Linked DNA regions of Homo sapiens: all the other regions are linked to region 1. A link is an interaction called in ENCODE POLR2A ChIA-PET data of the cell type or tissue named here. Cell type or tissue: GM12878. All regions are shown on one strand. Each heading gives the region's core, and the rest is flanking DNA. Links, peaks and the distances in the headings are about the cores only.

Region 1 (6,280 bases), core at 1-2,500:
GACACTGAAGATCCTGGTTCTTGGGCCTTTGCACTCCAGGACTGATACCAGCAGCCTCCCTGGTTTTCAGTTCTTTGGCCTTGGGCTGGAAGTTACATGTTGTAACTCTGACTGTGTTTGAAGGCCTGAGAAGCAGGGTAGCCAATGGTGTAACTTTCAAGACAGTTATACCACTGGCTGTGCTGCTCTGTGGCTCTACTCAGGGCTGGCCCTCGAAGCACAGGGGCAGAGCTTCATGTGGTATGTGTGATTGTCCACTTTGTGTGCACAGAGAATGGCCAGCAGAGGGAATGGCCGTGGACTCAGGGGTAGTGGCAAGTGGCTTGGCTTGTTGCTCAGGGACCTAGAAGGAGACACATCAGATTAGGGAAAAGCAAGTCTGGGGAAAGACACGTGGATGGGCCCACGGGGGTGGGCACAGAGTGTGAAGATTTGTATCACATGTTAATGTGATCAATGAAGACCACCCAGGGGCTGGAGTGAAGCCAATCCCAGCCAGGCCAGAGAGAAATAAAGAGACAGTTTTGACAGAAGGGATAAAGTGTTCTTGGAGGCAGAAACAGCAGATGTCCATTACAATGACAAATTCTTTTTTGGAACAAGTAACCAAGAAAAATTTCCCTAGATCCTTACTTCTAGATAGAGTCGATTGGTCCAGTCTCTCACCAAAAAGGTAATTAACCGGCTTCTGTGTGAATACTTTCAAATCAGGATCCTTACTACCTGTAGAGGCAACATGTGTCCCTCGAGGACATTCGCCATTGAGGCAGGCTGGGGTTTTCTCTCCTACCCTCCAGGGAGGTGCCGTTACCCTCCCCCATCTTAGGCTCACACCAAGCTAGGATATGGAAGAAGGTATTCTTTTTTTTTTTTTTTTTTTTTTTTTGAGACAGAGTCTCCCTCTGTCACCCAGGCTGGACTGCAGTGGAGCAATCTCGGCTCACTGCAACCTCCGCCTCTCAGGTTCAAGCGATTCTCCTACCTCAGCCTACCAAGTAGCTGGGACTACAGGCACACCACCACACCCGGCTAATTTTTGTATTTTTAGTAGAAACGAGGTTTCACTATGTTGACCATGCTCTTGAACTCCTGGGCTCAGGAGATCCGCCCACCTTGGTCTCCCAAAGTGCTGAGATTACAGGCAGGAGCCACTGCACCTGGCTGAAAGAGGGTATTCTGATAAGATGAAGAAAAATGACAGATGCTTTGTTCGCAGAGCAATCTAGTGAAGTTATGCTGCGGGAAATGATACATTTTACTAAGAGAATGAATGGTTTGGTAAATGTTTCACTCATGGGTGGGTGGGGGGAACTAAAACCATCTCCCTAACACACAAACCACCTCCACTTCCACTGAAAGAAAAACCAGAAAGAATCGTTTGGTGAGAGCCTGGAACAGGGATGCAAATGGAAAAAAGGCCACGGGGACTGGGGTAGGAGTTGGGCACGGGGTGTATGGGGGAGAGGAGAGAACAACGAGAAACCAGAGAGGGAGATTTGCTGAGCTGGTCTCTATACCATGCTTGAGGCTCTGACTGCAGTTGATTGTCTAATGACGAGGCTTCCTCTTCCTGCCCTTATATTATTTATTTATTTATTTATTTATTTGAGATAGCGTCTCGCTCTGTCACCCAGGCTGGAGTACAGTGGTGCGATCTGGGCTCACTGCAACCTCTATCTCCTGGATTCAAGTGATTCTCCTGCCTCAGTCTTTGGAGTAGCTGGGACTACAGGCGTTCGCCACCACAGCTGGATAATTTTTGTACTTTAAGTAGACAAGGGTTTCACCATGTTGTCCAGGCTGGTCTGGAACTCCTGACCTCAAGTGATCCACCCACCTCAGCCTCCCAAAGTTCTGGGATTACAGATGTAAGCCACCGCGCCAGGCCTGCCCTTTTAAATAGTAAGGGTTATACTTACCTGTGGCTTAAATTGGTACTAATTACTTCTTTTTTATTTTTTTATTTTTTCTTGTTAGATTAAGAGATGATTTATTTGAATGGGAAAGGAATAGAATAAGAAGACACTTTTATTATCACCATGACCATATAGAAGGAGGACATATTTTTAAATAATATGAGTGGAGCCAGTTAAGAAGCAACGTTTCTTCTAGCAGATTTACTATTACCCCCTCCCCCAGATTGTCTTCCCACGTTAGGCCCAAAATTCTACTTAGAATGACTGGCTTTACATTCCATTTAGTCCTGAGGTAATGTCTCCAAAAGTATACTGAATTTTGAATTTAGAGAAAATGATAACAGACATGGATGTCTTCATTTTTATTCATTTTTTAGAGATGGAGTTTCATTCTGTTGCCCCAGCTAGAGTGCAGTGGCACGAATGCAGCCCACTCTGCCTCAAACTCCTGGGCTCTAATTACTTCTGAGTATGATCCAGATGTCTCTTGGTGGAGCCACATTAAGAGGCAGGCCACGGATGTTGCAGTGAGCCGAGATCGCGCCACTGCACTCCGGCTTGGGCGACAGAGCAAGACTCCGTCTCTAAAAAAAGAAAGGCAGGGCAGTGTGGCAGCTGCCTGGGGCGAGCCTTTGGGATTAATCAGAAAGGTGCTGCCAGTGACCTCAGGTTTCCACCTGGGCTTCCTCACATAAGGGGTGAGATGTAAACGATCCCTATCCCACCAGAGTGGGCGATGCCCTCGAGTGGAAATTTTAAAATACCGTTCACTGGCCCCAAAGGGTTTCTGTGGAGTGTTTTCACAGAAAACGCATACATCGCAAAGTGCGGCCATGGGCTTGGCAGCAACTTCAACGCAGCCGGCGACTCTGATGTGCTTCCCTGAAGTCAGCAGCTGCAGTCAGCTGAAATTACAAAAGCAAATCACACCAGGGGATGCTGCTCACACCAGAAGGAGAGATTTATTTTGTTGCCTAATATTTAAACAGTTTAAAATCCTCACAATAAACTGTCTAGTTCAGAAAAGAGGATGTAACAAATGCATGCAATAAATCCCTCATTTTTAATGAAAGGGAATATATTTAGTTTTTATTAACAGAACATCTGTTTCTCTCCATCTCCACTTAATAAGTGTTCAAAGAATGTTGGTTTGAAGGGGCACCCGCATCTCCCAGTCCTCCAGCCCTGGCCTTAATAGCCTGTGAGTGCAAACGAGGCCATGTTATCACTGATGCCCAACCACAAAGTGCTTTGCAGCACCCCAGGCGCACAGCCGCGCCCTCCCCAGCATCTCTGCACTGGCCTCCCTGTGCCCAGCAAGCCTCCCTGTCCGAGCCTCCTCCACAGCCAGCCACTTCCCACGTGCTCCCTCATAAGGGGCCCAGCACTGCCGTGGATTCTGGAACCATGCAGCACTCGAGGCCTCTGCTGATGCCGTGGGCCAGCTGGTCCATGCTGGGGGCACCCAGAGCCCCTGGGCCGTGAAACAACTTTCTGTAGAGATCTGGAGGTAGAGGAACAGAGGGACAAGGGCCCTGGGCAGCTCCATACCACCCACTGTCACTTGGACTTTGAGGGGCAGAGAGGTGTCCAGAGTGTCCCCACATCCTTCAGCTTCTGGCCTGACACCTGTCTTCATGAGGATCCTCAACCTGTTTCCCAGGCTGGGCCAGGAGATAGCCCCTCCATTCCCTCCCTTCTCCTCTCCCACTTCCTCTCTCTCCTTCCTGGATTTTCCTCTTTGCTGGTGTGTGCATGCACACACACACACTGCAGGCATGCCACCACACCCAGCTAATTTTTGTATTTTTAGTAGAGACGGGGTTTCACCATGTTGACCAGCTGGTCTCGAACTCCTGGGCTCAAGTGATCCACCCGCCTTGGCCTCCCAAGCCCATGAGCTCAGAGGTTTTTTGCCCACTTAATTCACTATTATATCCTTAATGCCCATAACAGTGCCTAGCACATAATAGATGCTCAGTAAGTTTTGTAGACCAATTGAACAAAAAGTGAATAAAAGAAATGCTCATGATTCCTCCTTCCACATAAGAGCCCAAGCCCCTCTATGTATCATTTCAGATAAACAGAACCCATGGGGTCCCCAGTCCATCAGCTCTACAGGTTGGGCTCAGCTGGGAAACCTGCTATAGGGGATACTGCTGTTATCAGCACGCCCTGGCCTCACCAGCTGGGGTCTGCCCAATGGGCACAAGTCTGAGGGCTCCAATTCCCATTCCACTCAACTCCAGGAAGCCCAGCCTTCCGCAGTACTCCTGGGACCCACTGGGCCCTACTGACCTGTTCCCTTGGGTCATCCTTGTGCCCTGTGCCTCTGCCTCTACTGCCCACTTGGCTCTCTCCTCCTACTGCCCCCTCTGTCGCAACCTATCCCAGCCTCCTACAGCCCCACCCTCTTCCTCCCTGGCACTGGCTCAGACCCTTCCACAATAGGAGGAGACAAGGTTCTAACTACTAAGGACTGCTGTAAGTTTGAGGCTAGAGGAAGAAAACAGAAGATAGAAAAACGCATGCGACAGCTTCTCAATGAACCTGAGCTCATCCTCCAGGACTGCTGACATCTCCTTGAACACCCCAGCCAGCTGTTACGGGCAGGGCAGCCGCCCTCAAGTATAGGATTTCTCCTTTGCCATCACTCTTCCCTCAGGTCCTACTGCTCCCCCTCAGCCCCTCCGTCTGCAGCCCCTTGAGCCTTCCTTCTCTTCCAAGAATGCACCGGACTCACTGCGCCACAGGACCTGTGCTTGTCCTGGGATGCACACCCCCAGAACCTGTCCTGGTCATGGCTTTCTGTCCTCCTGTTGCCACAGGGGGGCTTCTCTGAGCACACCATCTACAATAGCCACTGAGCCCTTCTCTATCGCTTCAGCCTCTTTATGATCCTCACAGCGTCTGCCGCTATCTGCGTCTCTCTGACTCATTCATTTCTGCTTATGTCCTTCTCTCTTTGGTAGACTGTTCTGTCCTATATCCCAGTGCTTAGAATAGTGCTTGGCCCAGGCACAGTGGCTCAGGCATATAATCCCAGCATTTTGGGAGACTAGGATGGAAGGATCTCTTAAGGCCGGGAGTTCAAGGCCAGCGTGGTCAAAATAGTGAAACTCCGTCTCCACAAAGAAATGTTTTAATTAGCTGGGCCAGCGGCATGTACCTGTAGTCCTGGCTACACAAGAGTTGAGGTAGTATCGCTTGAGCCCAGGAGTTCGAGACTGCAGTGAGCTATAATTCTTGCACTGTATTCCAGCCTGGGTGACAGAGAGAGACCTTGTCTCAAAAAAATTAATTGTTTTAAAAGAATAGTAACTGGCACATAGTAGGTGCTCAGTTCAAATCCACTGGGTGATGAAAGCTGAATATCCTCTCTACTTGGAGTCCTGGGCAAACAACAACCCAGTCCTGAGAGAGGAGAGGCTTTCCTTCCTCCTAGCTTTAGGTTCACCTCCCAGTTTCTGATATTTCATGATGGGACCTAGCTCTTCCCAGAATGCCTGGTGGTGGAACTGCTGCCCCTCCTCAAGGATCAACAGGGATGTGGCCCTGAGCCCCAGTCAACCTGGACAGAACTCCCCAACATCAAGACGCTTCATGGCGATGGTCATCCAGGGTTGAAGACCACTCTGTGGAGGGCATCAGCTGTCCAGTCAAAGTTAATCCCTGGCCAATCCAGGCCAGTTTCTTTTCAGTGAGTCAAAGTGAAAACTGAGTCAGGCCTATGTGGGCTTCCTCAGAGCCCCAGCAATTCTGAGAAGCAAATAATTAGTATGGAGGTCTGGTTCTGCACAGCATGACCCCTTACCATGGGGGAACAGACCACTTACTTCGTCACAGGATGACACTGGATGGTCAATGACTCAAGGGTACTCTCCAGGAAGGATGGGGGGAACTTGCTTCTCGTCCATGTAACTCATTCCCCTCCTGGTGCTTTGCCCAGAATATGAATCAGCCTTGGCACAAGGTGAATTCAAGAGTCCACTGCAGTTGCTTACACTTATTTTTTATTTTTATTTTTTTCAGAGACAGGCTGTCACTCTGTCACCCAGGCTGGAGTGCAGTGGTATGGTCATAGCTCACTGCAGCCTCAAACTCCTGGGTTGAAGCGATCCTTCTGCCCCAGCCTCCTGAGTAGCTGGAACTGTAGGTACGCACACCACGCCCAGCTAATTTTGTTTTCTTTTTTGGTAGAGACAAGGTCTTGCTATGTTACCCAGACTGGTCTCGAATTCTTGGCTTCAAGCAATCTTCCCACCTTTGCCTCCCAAAGTGTTGGGATTATAGGCATGAGCAACTGCGCTGGGCCTGCTTCCACTTTTCAAAAGGCAATGTTTCCAGATCTAGCCCTCCAGGTT
Region 2 (2,500 bases), core at 1-2,500, 170 kb before region 1:
CAGGTGCCCACCACGACGCCCAGCTAATTATTTTTAGTAGAGATGGGGTTTCACCATGTTGGCCAGGCTGGTCTGGAACTCCTGATCTCGTGATCTACCCACCTCGGCCTCCCAAAGTGCTGGGATTACAGGTGTGAGCCCCCGTGCCTGGTCTTATTTTCCTAATCCTTCTATCAGTGAATGGTGGCTTCTAAATCTGACCTTTTCCAGCTCTTGGGCTGTGCCTGTGGGCTGGCCCTGGGCAGCTATTACCTTGCACTGTCAGTTATAAATAAATAAAACACCCTTACTTTCTCCAGAGCTTTACAGTTTGCAAAGCGCTTTCGCTTCCATTATCTCATTGATCCTTCTTACCCCCACTTGATGGAATGGGAGTGTCTGGGTGGAAACGGTCCAGGGCTCCGTGTCCAGAGATCCAGCTGTGCAGCCATAGTGCCGAGGCACCTCGGACAGTCCCTCCTCTTCTCTCTTACTCCTGTAATCTAACGTTTGGCCGGGAATGGTCCCTGGCATTCCAACTCATGTGTGATGGATTTGGGCGGTCAGAGGCTCACGGAACGCTTTGAGGGCTGAAATCCACCGATAAAAAGGCGGGGGATTCTGGGTACATTTAGGTCTCCAGGCTGGTATCCCAAAATGTCTGGGGGGATATGGAAATGTCCTTGGAAGTCGGAGGCTTGATACAGATGGTGGGATGGGTGGAGGTGGGATGGGGAAGAGATCATTATGTCCAGCCCCCTGCCTCCGTGCGGCTTCTCCTCCCCCTGTAGATTAGAGCGTTTTCTGGGTCGGGAAGGGGAGGACGAGATGGAGCTCGTGGCCTTGGGTTCCCTCCTGCGTCGCCCCCTGTAACTGCGTCCCCCAGCACGCACTGCTGACGCGCATCCCCAGCCCGGGGCGGCGCGCTCCGCAGGCATCCCGCCCCCGACTCCCGCTCCGTCCCAACATCGCGCAGGCGCAAGACCGGGCTGGCGCCAGCGAACGCGCCCTCTCGTGGCGGACTGGCCAGGTCGCAGTCTTTGTTGTTGCGCTGGAGGCGGCGTACGGGACAGGGGAGAAAGATGTGGGTGGAGTCTGGGAGGCAGATGCGAGAATCAGATCACAATGACGAGAAGCCCTTTCCTTTGTCCCTCACGGCAACGTATAGATGCAGATAAAGAAAACACGGCCTCAGACCTCAAGAGACTTAGAGACAGGTGCACAGAAACTGAAGCTGAATGAGACACACTGGACAGCAGTCATTCGTTCATTCAGCAAACATTCACTGGGATGGGGAGATACAGGGACAAAGGACCAGAGGGCTTACATTTAGGCACTGGTGGGCAGAGACGGGGCAGAAAGCTGGAGAGACGGATGCGGATGTCAAAAAGGCCAGGACAGAGAAGCGACTAGCTCAGGACAGGGCTGGGCCGCAGGAGTGAGGCGGAGGCCGGGGAAGTACCGGCGGAGCCTAGGGCACGGCAAGGGCACCAGCTGTGCGAGGTGGGGTACGAGCCCCGACCCCTCCAGCTCTCCTGACCGACGCCCCAACTGGGGATGACAAAACGGAGAGCTAAAGATAGGCAATGTGAGCACCAGAAGGGACCCTAGTTGCAATGGACTGAAGCAGTCAGATAGGTGTAAACCATGTATCATCATTCTACTACTACCAAAGAAGCTCGGACTGGCCAGAGTTTGGAGGATGCTAGGGAAACAGCTCTTTATTCAGAAACTGTTTAATACAGGAAGAGTCCAGCGTTTCTCCCGTCTTCCTTTTACGAACTTTCCCACTCAGTAACCAAATCGCAAGGGGCAGTTTCTGTCTATAATTATTCCAGCTAATAAAGGAAGGGGTGATCAGAGTGATCAAATCTGAATATCACTATTCTGCACACACACAAAAAATAAAACGCTAATGGCGGAGGCAAGACACTACTAAGACCACAGAAACGCATGATGTGCCTTCAAATGGAAGAACACTGTCACCACCTATGAAGTGGTCTCAACGAAGGAAATTGAACATAAACCTTATAAGGCCTCTAGATCCAACTACAAATTACAGTAACAATGTACAGGAAATACAACGTACAGGAAGTATGGAGGTGGGAGGAACATGTTAAAGATCACCATAGAGATGCAATCAGCAAAATCCAGAGGGCAAAAAACTACAGAAGAAATTTTCTGGCTCCTTCAAGGAACGAGAAAGAGAAGGGAGGGAGGGAAGGAAGGAAGGAAGGAAGGAAGGAGAGGGAGGGAGGGAAGGAAGGAAGAAAGGAGGGAGGGAGGGAGGGAAGGAAGGAAGAAAGGAGGGAGGGAGGGAGAGAAGGAAGAAGAAGGAGGGAGGGAGGGAGAGAAGGAAGAAGAAGGAGGGAGGGAGGGAAGGAAGGAAGGAGGGAGGAAAGGAAGGAAAGTATGAAGGAAGGAAGGAAGGAAGGGAGGAAGGAAAAAAGAGAGAGAAAGGATGTATGGGAACCTATAGATTTGAAGAAATTTAAAAGAGCCTTGGCCAGGCACAGTGGCT
Region 3 (2,500 bases), core at 1-2,500, 110 kb before region 1:
GTTTTTGGTTATTATTTTTGTGATGTGTAATATCCTCAACCCAAATAATAAGCCAGTGATTCAAAAGTGGTTAATTAAAGCCTAAGAAGAGTGAGAAAAATAGTAACCCAAATACTACAACTGAGAATAGTGTTATAAAAGTAAATACGTAGTGTCCAAGCATATGGCTGGGCTAAAAAAAAAAAAAAGGAAGAAAGAAGAAAAGTAAATACATAGTGAACAAGCATCTAGTTCAAAAATATGTAAATCTCTGAGAACTGGGACACATCTGACAATTTCACACAAGTAGCTGAAAAAGTGTAAATAGTGAGTATGATGTTGAAGATCTGAACTTAACTTTACTGGACTGGTGATCTATTCCATTTTAATCCCCAGTGAGTTGTGTGTTATGAAACTTTGTCAAATAGTGGCATAAAGCCATCAAGATTTTCACATCATTTTCAAACACAGCACAGTGACCTTTCTGGTAAACCATCAGAGACTTTTCTTTTTTTTCCAGAACAAGAGCAAAATAAGCTTTCCAGGACAAAATTAATGGATTTTCCCCCAGTAAAGGCAGGAAGAAAAACAAAATGACAGAGGCAGCATTTAAAAGTGCACTCCTCTTAGTAAAACACAGCTACAAAGTAATACTATCTGAGAAGATTGTAACACAGCCGTGTTATTAATGATACACATTTCTCTCACAGAGAATGAAAAACCAACTTTTGGCAAATTTCCTTTATCAAATGACAGTGTTGGATATCACGTGGTGTCAATTGCAAATATTATGAGAAAATAGTTTGATTTTAATAAATCCGGCTATCTTATACTCCTCATTGAAAAATGTAAGTTTTTGCCCAGTGATAGTTTGTGTAATACCAAAATTTTAAAAAAGATAATGACATTTTATTCCTCTAAGGTGAGGTTTGAACTGTCAGTTATTACATATATTGTCATCTGAGCAAGCTGTTTAAGATCTTAGAACTGATCTTCAGTGGCCTAGTCAATGACTTAAGGAAATGGTTTCATTTCATCTTTTTCAAACATTCTTGTGGCCCCATGTGAAGCTGGCTAAAAATCAATGATGTGCTGCTGGGTCTGGTGACTCATGCCTGAAATTCCAGCATTTGGGAGGCCAAAGCGGGTAAATTGTTTGAGTCCAGGAGTTCAAGACCAGTCAGGGCAACATGGCAAAACCTTGTCTCACAAAAAGTACAAACAAAATCATCCAGACATGGTGGTGCATGCCTGTGGTTCCAGCTACTGGGGTGGGGTGGTGAGGAGCTGAGGTGGGAGGATCACTTGAGCCTGGGAGGCAGAGGCTGCAGTGAGCTGAGATCATGCCACTGCTCTCCAGTCTGGGCAACAGAGTGAGACTCTTTCTCAAACAAAACAAAACAAAACCAAAACCCCCCCCATTTCTCCACTCAAGGCCACTTCTGAGATCCTGAGTGACTTGCTCAAATGGCAATATATTCAATATCTGTATTGTCCAGACATCACCAATTACAATATTTACTGTTGAGGAGCAAGTTAGCAGAATTTCTTAAAACCAAACAGCAGTATGACTGCTCCATTTTTATTTTGATTCTTTTTCAGCACTTGGTGATTTTGTTTCTGAGCAGGAGAAAGGAATCGGTGACATATTATTAAGACTATTTAAAAACCACATCCAAACATTACTCAGAACTTAAAGAATTCTTTCCGGAGTCAAATTCAACCAAAGAAAGGATTATGACTCTGCTTGCTCCCCCCCACCGCCGCCCCCCTCTCCCTGGGTGAAATACTTAGTCTTCTGGCTTTTGAAAGCTTTGTACCTGTTGACCTAATGTCCGAGAGAGGGGAGAGCAGTCTTTAGGAAGAAAGAGGTCTGTGATTTCTGAATTCTTGTTTGGTCTGAATCCAGAACCATCTGTCAGAGCCACCAAACATTTGCTGCCATTTCTAATGACCTATAATTGTGGTTTAGGATTTTTCTAATTTGGTACGAATAAGGAATAAGAAAAGAAACTGACAGGATATGAAAACTCCTTATGGCTCCTACTGTCACACAGGGCGCAGACGTACTGGCGGAAATTTTCAGAAGGTATCATCACCCTCCCTGATATGTAACAATTATCCTTCATGTTACTTTTACACAGTTGCATTTCAAAAATGATTTTAGAAATACACTGTTGTTTTAAAACTTGTTTAAAGTGGGTGGTTGATGTATGAGCTCAATGCCCAGTAAGGGCTGCTGATGTTGAGTGTGAGAACACTCCCGTTGCTGCCGAGGCTGCATTCCATGGCAGATAAAGAAATCCCATAGGGAATCCAGGGAGGCCCCTAGGATCCTGTGAGCCCTGCTTGTCCAGCGCAGCCCTGCTGTGTTAGCTGAGCTGACCCTTGTCACAGCCTTCTGGTGGGTCACTAGCTCTTGCTCAAACAAAAGCAATGCTCTGCTCCATGTCCAACAGCTCTGTCCCAGCTGTTCTGCTCAAAGTCCAGTGAGGAAAATGCTAGTATCCCCATTTTATAG

Evidence for each region. Peaks named below come from ENCODE experiments on the same cell type or tissue, not always from the same donor. Only the 100,000 strongest peaks of a DNase experiment are listed, where the experiment ranks them.
Region 2: POLR2A ChIA-PET joins it to region 1 with 5 read pairs; 7 of 35 experiments call an interaction of 5 or more read pairs at or near these places.
Region 3: POLR2A ChIA-PET joins it to region 1 with 9 read pairs; 6 of 35 experiments call an interaction of 5 or more read pairs at or near these places.

What each region holds. Positions count from the first base shown.
Region 1 is chr17:50,325,779-50,332,058 of GRCh38, forward strand. No RefSeq gene overlaps it. Among named protein-coding and RNA genes, the nearest start is that of XYLT2, 17 kb to the right of the region's middle. In GM12878, for the core only: no CTCF peak of the experiment used is centred there; a DNase peak (open chromatin) is centred at 1,293.
Region 2 is chr17:50,160,667-50,163,166 of GRCh38, forward strand. It overlaps LOC105371818 (a long non-coding RNA gene), which reads right to left. Exons shown (of 4, transcript XR_934833.3): 3 at 355-482. Among named protein-coding and RNA genes, the nearest start is that of SGCA, 4.1 kb to the right of the region's middle. RefSeq lists silencers at 717-796, 827-1,066 and an enhancer at 822-1,116. In GM12878, for the core only: a CTCF peak has its summit at 994 (motif pointing left); a DNase peak (open chromatin) is centred at 995; H3K4me3 peaks cover 736 bases; H3K27ac peaks cover 310 bases.
Region 3 is chr17:50,217,830-50,220,329 of GRCh38, forward strand. No RefSeq gene overlaps it. Among named protein-coding and RNA genes, the nearest start is that of TILAM, 4.4 kb to the left of the region's middle. RefSeq lists enhancers at 899-1,193, 1,195-1,244 and a silencer at 899-1,193. In GM12878, for the core only: no CTCF peak of the experiment used is centred there; no DNase peak of the experiment used is centred there.